Regions from separate parts of the Homo sapiens genome. Here region 1 is linked to region 2. Evidence: chromatin loops called from intact Hi-C (ENCODE). Cell type or tissue: PC-3. All regions are shown on one strand. Region 1 has its middle 51 kb from the start of FAM184A. Region 2 overlaps MAN1A1 (mannosidase alpha class 1A member 1).

What was found. Peaks named below come from ENCODE experiments on the same cell type or tissue, not always from the same donor. Only the 100,000 strongest peaks of a DNase experiment are listed, where the experiment ranks them.
Region 1: it touches region 2 in a loop (4-fold over the local background); 4 of 110 quality-filtered maps call a loop at or near these places.

The regions. Positions count from the first base shown.
Region 1 is chr6:119,128,319-119,130,818 of GRCh38, reverse strand. It overlaps a transcript of FAM184A not described here. Among named protein-coding and RNA genes, the nearest start is that of FAM184A, 51 kb to the right of the region's middle. In PC-3, CTCF peaks have their summits at 1,054 and 1,255 (motif pointing left); DNase peaks (open chromatin) are centred at 728 and 1,258; H3K4me3 peaks cover 699 bases; H3K27ac peaks cover 1,242 bases.
Region 2 is chr6:119,260,046-119,262,545 of GRCh38, reverse strand. All of the region lies in intron 5 of MAN1A1 (mannosidase alpha class 1A member 1), which reads left to right. Among named protein-coding and RNA genes, the nearest start is that of MAN1A1, 88 kb to the left of the region's middle. In PC-3, no CTCF peak of the experiment used is centred here; a DNase peak (open chromatin) is centred at 1,065; H3K27ac peaks cover 1,547 bases.

The sequences.
Region 1 (2,500 bases), 130 kb after region 2:
ATACCCACTTCAGGTGGACCTTGGGAAAGGCAAATCATTGTTCTGAATTTTTATTTGATATTCAAACTAGAGTTTCAGAGACCTGTTACGAAGACCGGGTCTTATCATATGATTTCTGGCAATTTGACGTTTGTTTAAACAAATTACTTTGTAAATTTCCAAAGTGCAGCAGGGTCCATCAGGGTAGGCAGTTCTGTGTTTCTTAAACTAGATTGCTAATTTTTTTATATCACTTGGGCTATCTAACATACACCCCTATAAATCAATGAGTATCTTCATTTTATACTAAACTGCTTTTTATGAAGATAGAATGTATTAAATCCTCCCCTGTGACAATCTCTATGGCCTCTCTTCTCCCTGTAACTCCAACTTGTGTCTGTTGGCCAGTGTGCCAGAATGTATTTGATACTATGGAAACATCTGTGTCTAATGGCAATTGAATCTAGGGCATTTATTTCTATTCCCTGAGTCTGGATAAGATCTACAGGAATCTGTCAGTCTTTCATTAAATGCTTATTTCAGAAACAATATACTGTTTTCTGATTTGGGGGCTCCCTAAAATTTCATTTCTGGAGCCGGAAGTCTTCCTCAAATGGTGGTTTTCAGATTTTCCTTGGGCTCTAAGTAAATTATGTGGATTCTGCTTAACAGTTGAAGTTGTTCAACTGGAAAAATATATGACTCATATTCCAAATATTGACATGGAAAAATATATGACTCATACTCCAAATATTGACAATCTCCAAGTATTTCACCTCTATCTTTAAAAAAAAATGTTTAAAACCTTGCGAGCCTCTGTTTGTACATCTTGCTGTGGATGCTAGGAACTTGCAGTGTGTCCCTGCCCCTGGTGGGCTTAAAGTTTATATAATTAAGTAGATTTTTGCCAAAGGCAGATATTCCACCAACCTTTACAATAGAGATTTCTGGGCCACATCCCCAAAGCTTCTGATTTTGTGGATTGGGGGCAAGGGCTGGAAATCTACATATTTCTAAACTCCCCTTCTGTTCAATGTTGCTGTGAACCTAAAATTGCTCTAAAAAATAGTCTTTTATGCAAATAAGTTAAAAAGAAAACAACAATAACAACCCCCCACACACACACACAAAACACAAAAATGAAACCAAAAAACACCCCCCTATTCAGCTCTCTCAAAGTCAGCTCACTTTGAGAACCCCTAGAAATTTCTCTAATTACAGTATTAAGAATGTTAAAGGCTTGTTAGCTCCAATGCCTAATCCCTCTGGTTCCCCCTAGTGGACTGAAATAAAATGCGCTTTCTACAATTTAAGCAGTTAACGAGTGTGAAACCAGATTGAAACACATGTAAAGACTAATTATGAGACGCTTTCAGAAAAAGGCAACATGCATCTCAGTGAAATGCATCTGGGCCCTAAAAGATCAGGAAAGCCCCACCACATCTGCTTCATGGATGGTTTTGCTGTAAGGCGCCCAGGTTAGTTCTCAGTATGTCAGCCACAGGCAGAGCTTTCTCTATGCAATCCTCTGCAGATCACATTTAGGTGTCTCTGCCCAGCCACAGATCCTCAGGAGGTCCTGAGAACATGTGCTCAAAGTGGTTGGGTTACAGCTTGGTTTTCTTACATTTTAGGGGGACAGAAGTTGCAGGCAAAGACATAAATCAATACATGTAAGGTACACATTGGTTCGACCTGGAAAGGTGCGACATCTGGGAGAGAGGGGCTTCCAGGTTATAGGTAGATTCAAAGACTTCCTGATTGGCAATTGGTTGAAAGAGTTGAGTTTTGCCTGAAGAGTTTAAAGTCAGCACAAAGAAATGCTTGAGTTAAGGGAGATTGTGAAGCTAAGGTTCTTATAAATGAAGCCTCCAGGTAGCAGGCTTCAGAGAGAATAGACAGTGTTTTTTATTGGACCTTAAAAGGTGTCAGGCTCTCCGGAAAAAAAAAAACTAGTAAGGGAAGGGGATTCTCTACAGAATGCAAATTCCAGGGCCCCTCCCCCATCCACAGGAGACAGCTTTGCAGGACCATTTCAAAATATGTCAAAGAAATATATTTGGGGGTAAAATACCTTGATTTCCTTCCAGGCCTGCTATCTGCCATGCGATGCTATACCAGAGTCAGGTTAGAATTTGGTATTTTATTGTAACTGGGGGCCTCAGTTTTAAAAATATTTTTAATCACACATTTTCTTTTTCTTCCTTCCCTCCCCACTCACCCTTTTATTCCCTCCCTCTCTAGACACTCCTCTCCAGTAACTCATGTTTATCTAATTATGTTCTTGCTTAAGAAATTTCAGAAGATAATCTTGAAACAAACCAGGCACAGAGCCCCTGCTTAATCATCCTGCTTAGAAGGAGTCTCAAACAATTAGTCCACCACCATCTGGCCCAAGACAAAATAATGCCAAACATACTTCCAGATAGGCAATTACCCAAGATAACCATCAGAACAAACATACAGACCCTTCATCCTGCACTAGTCCCTCACATCTCCCATACCAAGTTTCCCTTTAAAA
Region 2 (2,500 bases):
CTAAATTTACATTCCCACCAGCAGTGAGTAAGTATTCCTTTTTCTCCACAACCCCACCAGCTTCTGTTATTTATTTATTTTTTTTTTTACTTTTTATAATAGCCATATAATGAAGTTTTTTAAACAGGCTTTTGAAATCTTATTTCCTTAAAGATCCATGTTGACCTTTACCAGAATTGTTTATTTGTTTTTATTATCACTGCGTAAAATAAGATAGTTTCTTTTTCCCATGGTTATCAGCCATTTGCCCTCAATGGTACTGGTTTGGAGTGACTAAAATTAGGGCCAGAGTAACAGTACCTCACTTTTACTCTATTTTATAGCAAATGAAATGTTCAGTATTGACATTAAGTTTTTAAACAGTGTGTTGCTGTATTTGTTTAGTGCTGAAACAGCTTGACTCCATTTCTTTTGCACCTTGATTCTGTGGGTTTTATAGACAGCCGGTGTTTGGTGCCTGGCCCCAGGACGGGACTCTGCACTGCCACCCATCTGCCATCACTTCTGTTACTCCCTTTTACCCTTGCCTTGCCATCCACCATCACTTCTGTTATTTCCCTTTTAACCCTTGCCCGCCTATGTTTTTTCCACTTAGAGCTTTGGATCTTTTTTAAACACACATGCTGCTATCTCACTCTTTCTTTTAGAACTAGTCCTTTTCAACAAATCTAATAGATCAGTTACTTCACTACTTAGGATGATTCTTGTCTGAACAATAACCTTCAGGATGTTGGCCAGTCTCAGAAGAAAACATATACATGTAATGTACATAAATCATATTGGGTAAAGTCAGTTTTATCTAAAACTGAGTTTAAGATCTTCAAAAACACTTCCATGAACTTTCTTTACAGTTTTGTGCTATTCTCTTTCTAAATTTGCCAATTGTATGTGGTAAGGTTGATGGTGAGGATTTATCTGATTACCTTGTGGAGTATTCATAGTATTTGTCTTCATTTTCTTTTTGAAGAGGAGTGGAAGTTATTACTTGATCCTTTTCCTATGTATCACATTTTTCCAGTGTTACACTTCAAAAACAAGTGTTATTATGAGTCATTGACCACAGCTGTCATGTTTACTTACGTATCCCAAGTGTTTGTGCAACTTGGTGCCTAAGTACATAGGCACTAAATAAATATTTGTTGAATAAATGGATTAACATTTTTAAAAGGTCAATTATGCAAGCAATTCCTTTTTGAAAGTTTGTAATTTAGAAAGTTTCAACTATGTTGAAATATGTGCGTGTGTGCAATAGCTTTAAAAAGCAATAGGCGGGGCGCAGTGGCTCACGCCTGTAATCCCAGCACTTTAGGAGGTGGAGGCGGGTGGATCACGAGGTCAGGAGATCGAGACCATCCTGGCCAACACGGTGAAACCCCGTCTCTACTAAAAATACAAAAAAATTAGCCGGGCATGGTGGCAGGCGCCTGTAGTCCCAGCTGCTCAGGTGGCTGAGGCAGAAGAATGGCATGAACCTGGGAGGCGGAGCTTGCAGTGAGCCGAGATCGCACCACTGCACTCCAGCCTGGGCAACAGAGCGAGACTCCATCTCAAAAAAAAAAAAAAAAAAAACAATAAAAAAACAAGACATTTAGATAGTGCATGAGTAGCTACAATGGACAACATAAATTATGTTTCTTGTTATTATTTGTGTTTGTATTCTAAAGAGGCATTTGCCTGCCAAACTATTTCAGTCTGATATTTTCAAAACTCTTCTAATAAAAAAGATACTGAGTTATGTGACATTTTGATGTTCTGATGATGATCGTTATTAAGGCAGGGCATTGTTTCATTGAGTTGTTTATAGTACTGTAAGAATATAACACTGATCTATTAAAAACAGATGCAGTGTTGTCATGAAATGGGATATATGAAAATATGTTAAAGCCTCTAAATGAAAAAAAGATAAAGATGCTTTCAAGTAAATTAGCAAAATTCAGGGATTAGCAAAGTATAGCCAAGCCCATTCATTCACATTTTGTCTATGGCTACTTTGACCCTACAGCTATAGTTAGTGAGTGAGTGAATGAATTGAATGAATGCTGACCAGAAATTGCACTTTCAAACATTTAACCTGAGGAAATAGTTATATATACAAATAAGTATGTACAGGGATGTTCATTCTAAGCTGTTTGTAATATCAAAACAAGGGAAACCTAAATATTGACTAATAGAAGACTGGCTAAATAAGTTCTGGTGTATCCTTATTATACCAGAACTAGTGTATGATACAGCTATTTTTAAAAAGATGTTACAGAAATGTATCCAGTGATAGGAAACAAGGGTCAGCAAACTACAGCCCTTTGGCCAAATTGGCTCAAGACCTGTTTTTATACTACCAGAGCTGTGAGTGGGTTGTTAAATTTTAAAGGATTATTAAAAATAAACGTGAGACAGAGTATGTGACTAGTAAAGCTTAAAATATTTACTATCTAACCCTCTATAGAAAATGTTTGCTGACCCCTGATATAGAATGTTGTATACAATGTAGATTAAATTGGTA